Regions from separate parts of the Homo sapiens genome. Here region 2 is linked to region 1. A link is an interaction called in ENCODE POLR2A ChIA-PET data of the cell type or tissue named here. Cell type or tissue: OCI-LY7. All regions are shown on one strand. Each heading gives the region's core, and the rest is flanking DNA. Links, peaks and the distances in the headings are about the cores only.

The links. ChIA-PET counts read pairs that join two places held together with the same protein. Peaks named below come from ENCODE experiments on the same cell type or tissue, not always from the same donor. Only the 100,000 strongest peaks of a DNase experiment are listed, where the experiment ranks them.
Region 2: POLR2A ChIA-PET joins it to region 1 with 6 read pairs; 5 of 35 experiments call an interaction of 5 or more read pairs at or near these places.

The regions. Positions count from the first base shown.
Region 1 is chr18:5,281,846-5,290,192 of GRCh38, forward strand. It overlaps ZBTB14 (zinc finger and BTB domain containing 14), which reads right to left. Exons shown (of 4, transcript NM_001243702.2): 4 at 7,177-8,347. Among named protein-coding and RNA genes, the nearest start is that of ZBTB14, 9.7 kb to the right of the region's middle. In OCI-LY7, for the core only: no CTCF peak of the experiment used is centred there; DNase peaks (open chromatin) are centred at 3,666, 6,106 and 6,836; H3K4me3 peaks cover 3,342 bases; H3K27ac peaks cover 4,430 bases.
Region 2 is chr18:5,210,083-5,218,429 of GRCh38, forward strand. LOC124904341 (a long non-coding RNA gene) reads left to right here. Exons shown (of 3, transcript XR_007066439.1): 2 at 1,296-1,339; 3 at 4,153-4,234. Among named protein-coding and RNA genes, the nearest start is that of AKAIN1, 17 kb to the left of the region's middle. RefSeq lists an enhancer at 3,923-5,122. In OCI-LY7, for the core only: no CTCF peak of the experiment used is centred there; no DNase peak of the experiment used is centred there.

The DNA of each region.
Region 1 (8,347 bases), core at 41-8,040:
TGTTTATTGCGGCACTATTCACAATAGCAAAGACTTGGAACCAACCCAAATGTCCAACAATGATAGACTGGATTAAGAAAATGTGGCACATATACACCATGGAATACTATGCAGCCATAAAAAAGGATGAGTTCATGTCCTTTGTAGGGACATGGATGAAATTGGAAATCATCATTCTCAGTAAACTATTGCAAGAACAAAAAACCAAACACCGCATATTCTCACTCATAGGTGGGAATTGAACAATGAGAACACATGGACACAGGAAGAGGAACATCACACTCTGGGGATAGCATTGGGAGATATACCTAATGCTAGATGACGAGTTAGTGGGTGCAGCACACCAGCATGTCACATGTATACATAGTAACTAACCTGCACATTGTGCACATGTACCCTAAAACTTAAAGTATAATAAAAAAAAAAGAGAGATACAGATATAGGTTTTTGTCCACAGTTCTTGGCTCACAACTTCCATAGCCCTTGTTATAGTTTTTTGTTATAATGTTGGGTGTGTCGGGCCTCAGGAAATAGAATCTCTCTGACCTTCTGTCCTTCTTTCACCTGTCCCAAGGCAGGACTCTAATATTCCCCCGCCTTTCCAGTTGCAGGTCATGAGATCATAATTCCAGAGAGGGTCTTACCTCATACCCTGGAGGCCAATCACATTTCCACATGGTAGTCCATAAAAACCCAAGAGGACTTGGTTGGGGAGCCTCTGGGGAGCTAAAAGGGGGTTCCTGGAGGATGGCACCCAGGGAGTGCATGGAAGCTCCATGCTCCTTTCTCCATACCTCACCCTACACATCTCTTCATCTGTATCTTTGGAAGTATCCTTTATAATAAACCAGTAAACATGTTACCCTGAGTTCTGTGAGCTGCTCCAGCAAATTAATCTTACCTCCAAATCTAAAGTGGGGGTCATGGGAAGCCCAGCTTGAAGTTGCTTGGTCAGAAGTTCCAGAGGCCTGGACTTGTAAGTGGCGTCTGATGGAGGGCAGTCTTGGGGACTGAAACCTCAATCTGTGGAATCTGATGCTATCCCCAGGTAGTGTCAGAATTAAATTGGAGGACACTGAGCTGCAGAAGTGGTTACTCACTTGGTGGGGGGATTTCTGCTCCCTCCCACCCAACTATTGGTTATGAGAGTCTTTTGTGTTTATGATTGTTGTGGTGTGAGAGGAGAGGAAATGTGGTTAGTGTTTTTCCCAAACCATGGGAGAGTGAGATGACTTTTTTAGATTCAGCTGAGAGAGAAAGGAAAAGATGAGAAGAAGCTGCTAAAAGAAATGGAGAAATATAAAAAGAAATGTTAAGAAGTGCTGCTGTGTGATCTACTTGTTGACACTAATTCAGAAAAACTTCAGTAAATAACTACATTATTTTTCAATACTATTGAGAGTAAGATTTCTACTTCTTTTGGATGCATCTCCAAAAGCTGAGAAGGCCCTTAAAATAGGAGCAGGAAATCCCAGGTTTATGTGGATTACATCAAGTGTGATTTGAATTATTTTGCTAGGAGTTGTGACAATTTGCATGGAATCATCCACATTCCTCCCACTTTAAACTCTGGCAAAGCTTGAGAGATGATGACCAGTCTCTGAACATCCCTCTCCTGTGACCTCTCAAGGTACTGAGGAACCTGCATCTTGTGATCACCTTTAGTGCTCATTTGGTGTTAGATGCACGAAAAACTTCAAGTAATTACATTAAAAGCGCTTTTGGTGTGTTACTCCAACTAATTAATTACAGAATAATAGAATTGAATCCTGAAATAACCTTAAAGACCACCAAGTGCAATCACCTCCTTTAAAACAAGGAAATGATTCATGAAGGTGAAATCAGTTAGTCAAAGTTCTTATAAGCAAGCTAAATGGTGAGTGGTGACTGAAATCAAAGTGTTATTACCTTTTACTTGATTGGTAGAAATAACACAATTATAAGGTCATATATAAGAACTTTCTATAGCTTGTCTCACATAATTCTCGCAACATTATTATCACATTTTACAGATGAGAAAATGAAACTTAGAAAGGCTCAATAACTTGCCCAAGGCCAACCAGGTAGTGGTAGAACTGGAACTCACACCCACGCAGTCTGAATCCAGAGCCCATATTCTAAATCACTACACTGGCTTTTTTACCAATACAAATATTTTCAAAGTTTTGCAGTAGGAAAAAAAAAAAAAAACCTGATCTGAGATTTTAGAGTCAGAAGTACAATGCCAAATTTAAAATGCAGCAGAACAAGGGTAGTATGGATACTGGAAGACAATAACAGTAATATATAGTAAAAAAATAAAAAAAGCAAATTTAGGAACTTAGGAGTTTTAAATGCAGTCTTTCAAATCTTAATCTTTTATAATTTTAGAAAGAGCCAAAAGCTTTATATAAATGAAATAAATAGATCCTATATGCAATTTAGGATTCTATTTCAGGCTGCTTGTAATTCAGACACCAGAATCACAGAACCTAGGTTTGAGCTCTTTTTTTTTCAGTTTGTAAAATGAGAATAGTAATACCTATTCATAATATTGTAAGCTACCTTAATAATGTATACTGTAAAGCACTCTGTAGATGTCAGAGTTTAATTAGTATACAGTTCAGTTCTACTGTATCACCAAAGTTAAAATTGTTTTCTGTACATAATGTATTTTTTTTTAAAGTCCTATGATTTTGTAACTCCCAGAAGTTTGGGAAAATAATGATTATATACCACCCAAAATTAATTTACCCCTACTGTTTTTCATTTCTCTTTTCTCAATCCCACATTTTATTACAGGGTATCAAGACTATTAAATGTAATCTTGTTTACACTAATGCCAATTGATCCAGTAGCCTTCCAATCTGGTTAATATTTCCTGTTTTGTATTGGCTGGAAGATTACAGAAACAGAATAGCCAAAACATTACACATACTTTAAATTAAATTAAATGTAAACAGCCTAAGAATGAAATGTAATACTGTTTCCCAAATGTCAAACTTCTAGACATCTCCGTCCTATTTGAAGTCAGTAATATTTTAAATCAATTATATCTGATTTTAAGGCTGAACTTCTTATCTATCCCTTAAAGTGAGTTTATCTTTTGGAATAATAAGCAAGAATGGTGTACATGGGGCAGTGAATCATTTGCATTTTGGCAGAAATTACGAACGATTATGCAACCAGCCTAAGGTGGTGACATAGCCTGAAAATAGTGGAGGCAGAATCTGAATCCAAGTTTTCTAACACCTTTCAGAGAGAGAAAGGCGGCAAGGAGAGGAGAGTATAGATAGGGAGATCTCCTAACACAGAAGACCATTTTTACATAGGCCCCCGACTAGATGGCCTTCGGTCTTGTGGGTTTTGCTTGGCTCGCCACATAATGGAACATGTGAAGAAGGCTAACTGGTAGCTTTGTGTTATATTGCAATTATCTGTGACATTCTACCGGCAGTTTATTTTTCGTATCACGTGGGGGCAGCCTGTACACCTGAAGCAAGGTAAAACAATATTGGTTTAGGATTAGTACCCTGCATGGGAGACATTTTGGAGAAATAAAAATGTAAGGACCAATTTAGCACAGAGACATAGAGACAGCTGTCTGCATAAATGCCTCTCTCTTCTCCAGTGAGAAGAGTGTTTGCCATCTGCCAAACAGCGGTCTGAACTCAGTAAGGATGTGTGTGGGGCCACAGCTGCACATTTTGTGGCTTGAGGCCAACAACACGGTCACTAAGGGCACAGGCTCTGGAGGCAGATGGACCTGCTTTCCTGTCCCAGCTCTGATAAGACTGATATTGGGCAGGATTTTTAACTTCTTTGAATCTTGGTGTCTTCACTAGTGGTAATGAGTACCTACCTCAGACTTGTCATAAAACATAGTGATTGTGTATATAGTGCCAAACCTGGCAAATATTCAACATATACTAGGTTTTATCATTAAAATCCTAACCCCTTGACTATCTCTCCTGTGACTGAAGTTCAAAGTCAGTAGAAAAAAAAAAAAAATGACCATACGAAGCTCCTGCCTTTCAGCTGAACACAGAAAATGAGTCAATTCCAAGTGAGTTTAATAGCATAGAACGCTTTCTCAAAACTCCATCAACATGACAAGCAGCAGCTGATCTAAAACCATCAGAAGACATATTTTTTCTTTTCAGATTTCCATTAGCTTGCTTGTTATCCTATCAAGACTGTCAACCTTAACTGGTCAGTGGGCACTAAGGGAACATCTGCAGTCTCAGACACTACTGGGCATACTCTATTTGCTCATGGTGCTTCCTCCCTCAAACCCTCATTACCATCCTTGCCCAAAGTCACTGGAGCCCAGGTTATCATTCTTTACTCCTCTCATTTTATTTGCATCAGTATCTTTCTTGATGCAAGCATCTATTATTTTAAAGAAATATATCTTAGCCTCTTATTACTATTCCTCTTGTTGAAATCCAGTATCAGGGAAAATGAGAATCATTCTATGGAAATGGCAATAATTAATAGATATTATTTTCTCAGTATACATTCCCAAGTCATTTAAGAATGTTTATGTTGGCACCACTAACCACTAACCCATGACAACTTATTAAAAATTCCTACTTTCTAAAGTATGTTCCATGAACTGGATTAAAATACATAACATGGCAGATTTTTTTTTAAAATAGCAGTTTGCCTATTTGTGATCATTACATTATTTGTAAATCCTTGTAAAATGTTGTAAAACTTGGAAAGATAAGCATCCCACACTGGATAACTCCAGAAGGGCAGGAATGGTGCTGGTCTTGCTCACTGTTGCATTCCCAGCACATAGTCAAATGCCAGGCACATACAAGGCATTCAATGACTGACATACTTTAATCTTAGGCTATAAAAAGTACTTATGTGTAAGGTTAGTAGAAATATCCCCCAAAGAAGAGCAGAGTGACTCAGCAAACTGTTATTCTGGAACTAAAGGGAAAAAAAATGGAATTAATGGATGTAGTCTAGGCCCCTCTGGGGAGAAAGCAACAGATCATCTTGGAATTAACTAGAAAGGGAACAGTTGGGTGCAGCCTGAAATGCACCCAATTTTAGAAAAGCATACTGCAAAAATATCTTAATGTATGATTTCATGTATGAGATTCAAAAGCCAGCTCTCAAAATTGCAATTCTGGTTCTGCCATTCTGGTTCTGCCATCACAGATGTTCCCAAAGAAGAGAAGGGAGCCATCCAGAGAGGCCAGTGTTTACACCGACTACATTCCAATGATTTACTTTAAAATGTACACGATGGGAAATTACAAAATCAAAGACAACATTTAGACAAATATACAAGTTTGTAAGACCAGAGCCACAAATGGACCGAAGCTTACAGAAATACTAAGACAAACACAGTGTAGACATTTTCAGTTAATAACACTTAATGAGGTCTAGGTCTACAGCTGAGGGCCAATGATTGTAGAACTGAGAGATGCTTCTCAGCTTCTGTCTACTCCATTGGGAATGCTCTTTAGGAAGCGGGGAACATTTACAGTGAACCTAAAAAGTGTCGATGCTGGGGTTAATGTTTTTTCCTGGCCATCACATTAATCCTCAGCAGGCTGTGAGGCAGAAATACCAGTATTTTAGAGATGGTGAAACTCAGGCTGAAGGCAGTTAAGAACTTGTCTGAATTTGCAGTTACTGAGAGGCAAAACCAGGATCCAAATCTAAGTTTGTCTTGTAAAGTCTTTCCACTAAACCTCACCTCCTCGTTATACTGAAAAGATTTAAATGAGTATTGGTAGGTGGGAACATCTTTTGAAGAGATCATGAAAACACCCAACTGCTAAAATCTGTCACAATCCAGATAAATTACACCCAGGGCCCCTAAGATGAGATCAGTATGGCAACCTTTAAGGAATCATGGATAACAGGTGATGGAAAAACATTTTCAAAAAGAACATGTAAGACCAGACTGGGAAGGGGCACACTCACTCTAACAGCCAGGGACCAAACTGCTTCTGCCTTTGCATCTCCAGGGTCCAGCCCAGTGCCTCGCATATGATGCTCAACACAAGTAGGCAACATGCTATCTTTACATACCTTAAGTAGATGCAGGATTAACCCTATTATAAATAGTTCCCAGGGGGAAAGAGCTCCAGTTACAAGAGGGTAAGCAAAAATGGAGACAGACTTCAAAGGGAGTGAGAGCTTTCCGTTCTCTTTGCTGTAACAGTTCTCTGCCTCCGCCTAGGACTCAACCCTGCACCACAATCCTTACTATGTGCCAGCTCTACTACAATTGCACCCTAAGGCTTGCTAATCCTGAGAACAAAACACCACTAATAGCATTACTATGTGACAATGAATCCCACCTTCCAAATGACTTACAGATAACTACACAAAATAACCCATTAAGTTGGAAACTACATAAATTTGCATCATTTTCCCTCATCTTGTCTTTTTTTTCCTAACAAAATAGGGTGAATTTGTTAGTGTCAACCTCACTTGATGGCGACCTCTGTATTTTCTAACAATTCTAAATTAGTGATCAAGTTAATGGCCGGCAAATTACTTTACATTTAAACTTCCTAAATTTCTCTTCCTCAATCAGTGCCAATACAATGCAAATTAAGCACAAAAGCTAACATCAAGTTTGTAGCATTCTCTGTAAAAACAGAAAAAAGTCAATGATTTGTAAGTAATGAAAAGGTAGTAATGTTGACACTTAGCCTTGACCTTCCTCTTACATTACAGATTCAGAGTAACCACATTTCAGAATTAACTCCCTAGGGTGTTGGAGGTAACTTGAAGACTCTAACACGATGGCTCCACTATGCAGAGGACTACCAAATCCAGCCAGGTGTAGAGAGGCAGTGTTACTGACCAGGACCCAGCAGACAGGAGAGCTGCCATGATAGGATTCTGCTGCCACCAAAAATATATAAAGGAAACAGGTGCCCTAACACACGTGTAAACCCAGTACCAGTGGCAGAAATAACACAAATACATTTCTCATGCAAAATAGGCTAAATGATAAATATTTGCATCACATAGACTGCTGAAAATTAACCTTTCTTTTTGGGGGTTACCACCATGACTATGTGGTTTCAAAGGAGGTTAATATCACATGTTTAACTTCAACTCTGTAAAGCCAGGATGAAGCTAGCATACAAAATACATTTTGGTAGAAATCTAGGTATGTGGAAGGTTGCTATGAAAAAATGAAAAGAGGAATGATAGAAGTATATTTTCTTTTATATACAAAAAATGAAGTCCCAAAATATGGTTTGTTGAAGTAGCTATTGACAAGATGTTAAAATTATTTTTCCTTTGCTTTGGTTAAAACAGCCTAGGAACGGCAATCAGTTCCCCTTCTATAAGTAGCATAAAAACACAGTGACAGGACTACTTTTAGAACAGAATAAACAACTTTCAAGAAAAGAAATTAATTTTAAGTAAAATTAAACATTTTACCAATAACTAAAATTTTTAAAAAGGTAGCATCTTCATCCTAACATCTTGGGCATAACACACACCAATTAAAAAATCAAATTTCTTTCACAATAGAATTACAGGTGTTAATGCAACAAGCTATGAAGTGAAATTACTTTAATTTTTTTAAAAGAAATCCTAGCAATGAAAAATGAGTTTGAAAAATTGACATTTTCTACAATTCTACATTTTGAAAAATAATTGACTAATACTTTTTTACAGAACACAATTCAAACTATTGTTGGCATTTCAATATATTCCTAAAGATGGTTAAAAGAACATTTAGTATACCAAAACTGGAATAGAGTTTATAATTCTCATTTACGGCTATGAAAAGGCAATCAACTTCTATTTAAAACTGTAACCAGTGATGAAATATATTTCGAAAACATAAACATTTGGTCTGACAATCTTTAATATTTGTTAAAAACAGTCTGATGTTTGTTGCTGATGGAAGTTATTTTAATCCAATGTGCAAAAAAAGTGCAGCTGTCTACTTTTTACTTGAAATACGTAAGACCAACACTACTATTTACACACTTAAAAGATTTTAAATTTATTAATTTAAGTAAGCATACTGCATCTCCTTTATGGATAAATCATGTGCCCCACAGAGCCCCAAAGCTTGATGACATTCTGTAAAGTTACACAAATGTATCTGAAGAAGTTATCTGTTCTTGTCCTAATTTTGATTCTAAATAAAAATCCAATTTCAAAATCAATTAAGATTTTAATCTAGGAAATCTTGGGATTGTTACACATGTAAAAAACCTTATCTCTGAGAGCCTTTTCTATTCTTCTTACCACAGGTCCACTCACAAATCGCAGCTGGTATGGACTGGTACTGCCCCAAATAAGAGGAACCTAAGAGCTTGGCTCCAAGACCCCCCACCATCCCGGTGGGTTTGCTTGGCCT
Region 2 (8,347 bases), core at 336-8,335, 71 kb before region 1:
TTAATCCAGTCAAGTTGACACATGAAACTAACCATCATACTACCATTCCTTGTCTCATGCTTTTGCATCTGAATGCCATCTCCTTGGCAATATCATAAGTTCCTAGAAAGTATCTGATGGACCTTCTTTCATGTTCCTCAGAGGCCATGGTTCCAAGACCTTCTAGGCAATGAGGAAATACTTGTTTACTTTTAAATTAATATAATGTATTACAAAGGTCAGGTTTTAATCTAAGCATTTAAATGCCAAACCAAAGTTTTTGTGTACCTTCCTAAAATATGTTTCAACTAAATTTTAATATAATATATATTTATATATTCATAAGTATAGGTTTTGTGCTTAAGAAAAGCAATACTTATGGCCTGAACTTTATCATTTCTTTAGGATACTATTCTTATTTCCATTTTGAATGAGCATTTGTTGATTATTTATCACATTATGAAGACACACATTGAAAATATAATTTAGTTTTATGACAAACTAGAAAAGGGCCATGTAGTATAGAAGAATGAGAACTTAGGAGTAAGACAGGGTTAAATATCTAGCTATGAGAATGAATGCATATTCCTGAGCCCCCATTTTCTACATGCTAAAATTGGGAAATTAATAGCCAACACATAGAGTTTGGAAGAAAATTAAGTGATGCAACAAATGACAAAATACAGTGTTTGCTCAATGAACAGCACTTAGGGGCAGTAGTACTAGTAGCATAGCAGAGATAGTAGTAGTTTTTGTTATTTAATATCAAGTTTTATGACCAGGCTTAAGTCCAAAAATCTATGCAATATTTTTTTCTGCATAAAGCTGCTTCTTACCAAAATGAGTTGAACCTAAATGAATATGTAATCACTGTAAAGTTATATGGATAAATGATGTTTAAGATTATTCATTAAATTCTCATTGAGACATCTTTACTGAATATTATATACAAGGCAGAAGATTAATTGCTGTACGAGATATAAAAATAACACAGGATCACAGGATCCCTGACCTCAAGGTTACTAAAATCTAATAAAGGAGACAGAAATACATATAAATCACTATATTGAAGGGCAGAATAGAATTAAATGCCATATAACCATGTAAAGAAAGACCATAGAATTCAAACAATGGACAGGTTACTTTCAATTTTATAGAAATGAGTTTTACATAAGTTAAAGTTAGAGAATCACAGGCAAAAAAAAATGTGTAGAGGTTTACTTTAATAGACAAATATCCATAGATACATGTGCCTTTGTCCATGGAAAAGCATTGATTTGACTCTGGTCCTGATATTTGATATTTTGAATGAACAGCAACCCAACATAGAGGAAAAGCTGAACACCACCAACATTTTCAGGTATTTGTTTTGAACAACATAATTTTATTGTCTACTGAGTCTATATTGTAACTCACAGGTTTAGACATACTTATATGGGTATATGTTATATTTTCAAGACTGTCCTGCAATGCCAGGCAGAGAACAGCAATTGCTTGGAGTTCACATTTACACCACCACAACCTTCATCTTTAGCCCATCTTGGAAAGGATAGTGTCCATTCCCGTAATCTTGCTGTGATGACACTGTGTTTTGGTAATGGAACTTTTAAATGTCTTCTGCCTCTCTGGATCCCTGGAGTTAGACTATGTACATCATTGATTATCCCTTCCCCGGCCCCCAGCTAGAACTCTTGAGATAATAAATTCTCATTATAAGCAATGGCTTATTGTAGCTACAACATATCCTAGCCCCCAGTCAAGGAGATTCTCTATTTACCAAAACTACTACTGGTTGATGGTCCCTAATCCAAAAATTCAAAATCCAAAATGCTCCAAAACAGGAAACTTTTGGAACACTGACATGAGGTGTTAGTCCATTTTCACGCTGCTGACAAAGACATACCCGAGACTGGGAAGAAAAAGAGGTTTAATTGGACTTACAGTTCCACATGGCTGGGGAGGCCTCAGAATCATGGCGGCGGGGTGAAAGGGACTTCTTACATGGTGGCAGCAAGAGAAAATGAGGAATATGCAAAAGCAGAAACCACTGATAAACCCATAAGATCTCATGAGACGTATTCACTATCATGAAAATAGCACAGGAAAGACGGGCCCCTATGATTCAAGTACCTCCCCCTAGGTCCCTCCCACAACGTGTGGGAATTCTGGGAGATACAATTCAAGTTGAGATTTGGTAGGGACACAGCCAAACCATATCACATGACATCACAAGTAGAAAATTCTACGTAAGTAGAATTAACACAAACTTTGCTTCATGCATGAAATTATTTAAAACATTGCATAAAAATTACCTTAAGGGTATATATATATATATATATATATATATATATATATAGTATATATGAAATATAAATGAATTTTGTGTTTACATTGGGGTCTTATATCCCCAATGATATCTCGTTATGTACATGAAAATATCTCATTATGTACATGAAAATATCTCAAGATATCTCATTATGTACATGAAAATATCATTATGTACATGAAAAGATATCTCATTATGTACATGAAAATATTCCAAAATCAGAAAAAAAAATCCAAACTCTGAAGCAGTTATGGTTCCAAGCATTTTGAACAAGGGATAATCAATCTGTATTGAGGTAAAATAATAACGAACAATATTAATAATAATTCTTTTCAAAAACCAGTGAGATGCTATCTTTAAAATAAGACTTCACATCTTATCTCTTCTGCAGGCCCTCTGTCTATGCAAACAGCCCCATGCTTCAATTTAACTAAGTCTTAAACTGCAAGCTGTTAGGGAAATCAAAGGTCTACTGTGTTCTTGGGAATTTCCGCATAGAGGCTTTGAGCCCAAGATTGAGCTATTCCTGCCCTTTAACTTTCTTTTCCCCCTCCAGCATACAATCCCCAAAATTCTTTCATTTAAATGACATTTGTGAATATCTCTGTGCTAAACCCTGGAAATACTAATGCGAATAAGGCACTCTCTGCACTCAAGAAGTTCACCCTATGGTGGAAGAGAGCGACTTTAAAGGAATAATGATGTCAGCATAATAAGCACAATAAAGTGGTGAAATAATTTACTATGCCCAAAGGCAGGGGCATCACAGTGAGAAGGGACGACTTACTTGTTGATTCATAAATTTAGGTGAGGACCTGAGCATGGATAGTTCCACTCTTTCTTTTTCTTATTTTTCCCTTCAAGCGAAAAAGGAGTAAAAAGGAAAACTCTCCAAAATGTCTTAGCTGGTGGTCTTTGAGCATGGTGACTAGATGCACCTCTAAGTGTTTTGTTTCCTTGTACCTGGATCCAGCCTGAGTGGAAGTCCTCTTCCATTACCTGATTTTCAACTTCAGTCTCGCCCCTGAACACTTGGTGCTCAGCTGTCTTCCCCCTGGGACAAGTCTCTCCCCTACCCCAATGCCCAATTCAAACTGTACCCCAGTCACTGCCTTGCAGCCTAGGCTCTGTTGGTATGATGTTGTGAGGGAGGATGCGTCTTCCCTAATCTTAATGTTTCCTTCCCAGTTGGAGACGCACCTTAGCTTTCATTTACTAATTTAGTCAACCAACCAATATTAATTGAATGACTACCATATGCCAGGCACTTTCTATACCCTGTCTTCATGAAATTTTCATTATACAGACATTGTCTATGGAGGATAAACAAGTAGTAGGAATATATTAGGGCGGGGGGTGAAGAGTACTATGGAGGAAAATAGAGTAAAGAGATAGACTGTGCTGGGTAGAGGGTTCCAGATATTTTATATAGGATAGTTAGGGAAAGCTGAGAAAAGGACATTTGAGTAAAGACCTAAAAGAATATGAAGTTTTGGAGTTCAAAGAAGTATTTCAGTCTGGAGATATAATTTTGGGATCATCATAGACAAGGCCATGAGACTCGAGGAGAGCAAATGGGAAGAGAATAAGACAAATAAGAGTTTTAAGGATTGAATCTGAAATATTCCAGTGTTTGAAAATTAGGAAGATGAGGAGAAACCAATAAAGGAGACAGGAGAAGCAGTCAATGAAGTAGCTTAATACCACTGCCTCTTTTCTCTCTCTCTCCCTCTGTCTCTCTGCTTCTTTCTTATTTCTGCCTGAAGGAATAACTTAATTCACTGATAAGTTTGGAGGAAAACCTGATCATGGATTGTCCCACTCCTTCTTCTCTCCTTGCCTTTAAGGAGCTGGCTGCCTACAGAAAGCCTGTGTTCTGCTCTGCTTCCCTATGTGAAAATTACCAGAGACAGCATAACAAAGCATGTGATTTTCTGTGCTGCCTGTGACTCTGGTGGGTAAGTCTGCCTCATTCTGGAATTCAGTATTATAAAGCCCATTTGTCTGCAGCTCTAAGACACATTTGCCAATATCAGATTTACCAGTAATAAAGACAGTGTTTTAATCTGTCTGCCTGACTCCTTTGCCTTATCTCCTGATTGGCTCAAAACTCTGGCCAGCAAGAAGATCAACAGTTCATCAGGCCACCTCAAAACCCAGTATATTAGAGCATGAATTCAGACACCTATGGTCTGCAAGAATACTTTCAACTTTAAAAAGAAGTCCATGATTTACATTCCTGCCTGTCACTCAGAAGCCAAAAAAGAGACAGAATGCCATCGACTCAGAGATATTAAAAGTGGAAGAAGAATAAGATCATCTGTTCACAGCTTTGTGAAGAGGAAACTAAATCCCAGAGAAAGAAACCTAACAAGTGGCAGAACCAGAACTATGACTCAGATCTCTTGATTCCCATGCAGTCCAAGAAGGACTTTATCTATGAGAAGAAGGTATTCAGTTTCATTCATTCCTGAAAAAGAAACAAAACAAAACATTAAGCTGTCTTCCAGAGTATTTGTCTCCAAGCTATCCCCACTGTTTTCTTCACATGCATCTGTTGACCCATTATATAGCCCAAAAAAAATATAAAAATAAAGAAAAAGAAAAAAAGAGAGAGGGAGAGAACTGGATATTTAGCCACTTGAGTAATGCCACACTTAAGCACTGAAGTACCTTTCGCTCAGTGATTTTTACTTGATCAAAGAAAAAGCCTATTACTTCCTGTAATTACCTGGGTAACTGAAGAAATGTCTACTGATGATTCATAATAGCTAACCTCAGAAGAACCCTTACCATTGTTTCCTTTGTGACTTTCACGTTCTTCTAACTGCTTTGAGCTGTAGAAGCCTTCCTCACTCTCAGGTGGTCTTACCTTCTTCTCAGAGAGAATGAAGACTTCAGAAAGAAATGTCCCTTCCCAGCCTGGACAACAGAGTGAGATCTCATCTCTACAAAAAAATTTTAAAAATTAGCCAGCCATGGTGGCTCATACATGTTGTCCCAGCTTATAAGGAGACTGAGGTGGAAGGACCACTCAAACCTGGGAAGTCCAGGTTGCAATGAGCCATGATCACGCTACTGCGCTCCAGCCTGGGTGACAGAACAAGACCCTGTCTCCACCAAAAAAAAAAAAAAAAAAAAAGCACTTTCCCTCCCATATCCAACCCTACACTCAGCTATAGACACACCAGCTTCTCCTTCATTCTTTCGGTTACAACAGAAGAGGTGTCCTTCCTCTTATCAGAAACCAGTCCTCAGATTGGTCCTCCATCTCTCCTCAGATCAATCCTTTCCCACCTTCTCAGATAACACACTACCGTCAATTACCTCTTCCCTCCCCTGTGTATTCAGCTGACCTCCCACATCTGGATTCTTCCTATCAATGTTTAACAAGCTCAAATATCTTCCAAACAAAACCAGAAAACCACTTTTCTCAGTGCCACACTCATCCCACCTATAACCATATTCAGGACCAGATTAGAGTCTTCAGAGAACCTAAGTATTGAGATGATCTTTCTCATATGTAATTCAAACATAAAGATAACTGAGAAAAAGCTCTATTAAAGTATGAGGTTTTTGATGAAGATTCCTCTAGTTCCTCATTTTAAAATTGTCAAATACTAAATTATTTCCAAGTTTTGTTGTTGTTGTTGTTTTGGTGTTCCTGTTTTGCTAATGCCTTAAGCATGTAGTCAATCTGCTAAATGGAAGATCCAGAACTTCCCTTTCCCTTTTGACGCCCAGCTGTCGTATATTCTCTCCCCATTCATTTGAATTTTCTATAACTTGCTGCCTTCAATTCCTCATTTCTCTTCCTTTTATTTCATCTATCTGACTTCTACCCTAATTATTCCACCAAAAGAGCTATCACTGACTTCCAAGACATCTAACAGCTATTTCAGTCCTTATCTTACTTGATCTCTCAATAGACTGATTCTATTGACCACCTTATTCCTGTTTTTTTTTGTGTGTGTTTGTTTGTTTGCTTTGTTTTGTTTTTTTGAGACGGTGTCTTGCTCTGTTCCCCAGGCCAGAATGCCATGGTGCCACCATGGCTCACTGCAGCCTCAACCTCCTGGGCTCAGGAAATCCTCAGCCTCCCAAGTAGCTGGGACCACAGACACATGCCACCATGCCCAGCTAATTTTTTGATTTTCTGTAGAGATGAGGTCTCACTATGTTGCTCGGGCCGATCTTGAACTCCTGGGCTCAAATGATCGTCTCACCTTGACCTCCCAAAGTGCTCAGATTACAGGTATGAGCCACTGCACCTGGCCCATCCCCTTTTTTTGAACTGCTCTTTTCTCTGTGTTTTTTTTTCTTTTTTCTTTTTTTAACATTCTTCTGGCTTTCCTCCTTCTCCTCTGACAGCTTCTTCTCAGTCCTTCTCCTTTATGAGTTTGTAAGTGAGAGAACCTAAGGGCTCTTCCTAGATCCTTTCCTGTTTTCATTCTCTATATTTTCTCTAGGCAATTCCATCCACTCCTATGGTTTCAACTACCATGTATTATTTATTTTTTTTTTTGAGACGGAGTCTCGCTCTGTCGCCCAGGCTGGAGGGCAGTGGCGCGATCTTGGCTCACTGCAAGCTCTGCCTCCCGGGTTCACGCCATTCTCCTGCCTCAGCCTCCCGAGTAGCTGGGACTACAGGAGCCCACCACTATGCCTGGCTAATTTTTTTGTATTTTTAGTAGAGACGGGGTTTCATCGTGTTAGCCAGGATGGTCTCGATCTTCTGACCTCGTGATCTGCCTGTCTCGGCCTACCAAAGTGCTGGGATTACAGGCATGAGCCACCGCGCCCGGCCTCAACTACCATGTATTTTTAAAGGAATCTTCCAAGCCAGAGAGCATTTTTAAGAGTAAAGGAGGGGTACCATTGGCAACTATGCCCAGATTTTTCAGGGCCAACATGGATACATTGTCAACCTATCTACATGCCAATAAGTTTCTAATTTATTTTTCCACTGAAGAACTCTTCTCTGAGCAACAAACTTTTAAATCTAATTGCCTACTCACTACGCACACATGGATTCATTAATTCATTCATTTAGCAAATATTGAATACTTATGATGGGTCAAGTACTGTTCTAAGGGCTGGTGATACAAAGTAAACATAACATAAAAATCTCCTGCCCACATAGAGTTTACAGTCAAGTTGGGGAGAGATCAACAAAAACATAAATACATAAAAATATATTTTTCACCGTGATGAATGGTATGGAGAAAAAGTGGAGGAAGGGAATAGAGTGTGTTGGAAGGAAGTCTGAGACTTTAAGTAAGATTCAGATAAGGCTTCATTGAGAAGGCAAAATTTGAAAAAAAGACCTAAAAATGGTGGAGAAGAAATCAGAATGGACACCTGAGCAGAGGGAACAAAAAGGGCAAAGTTTTTCAAGTGACCATGCTTCTTCTGACCAAAAGAGGCTTTGCCTATTGCCTTTGTGGAAATCACCCGTCTTCTCCCTTCCACCTGGCTAGTGCCTTCACATCCTTCAAATCTCAACTTAAGTGTCTTTTTCTCAGGACCATTTATCTGACTCTACAGAGAAGTGTGATCCCTCATCATATGCTATCTTAATTTTAATTTTCTCTTAGTGTGCAGTATCTGGATCATGAGCTCCCATGTAGCACCAACTATATCTTTTTTCTATTCATCACTACATTTCTAGTGCCTAGGACAACCTTGGCATATAATTAGAAATCATAAGTATATTTTCATAAACAAGTGATGGTGTCATTTACATGTGTATGTCCAGTGCTTTCTTTCCTCAGAAGCATCTTGCTGCATCTTAAGCCAACCATTCTCAGTAATTGTATCTCTTGTATTCTAAGACCTATTTTACTCAATTTGGTAATAATTTATTCAGCATGTGCCATGTTCCAGACATAGGGGATTTAGAAATTAATAGGCATAATCTTCATCTTTAACTTTTATATAATCTAATATGGCAAACAGATATGTTCACAAAAAAACTATAATCTGCTCATTCAATGCTTGCTGGACACTTACTGAGGGCTTATTAAGTGCCTAGATTTCTAG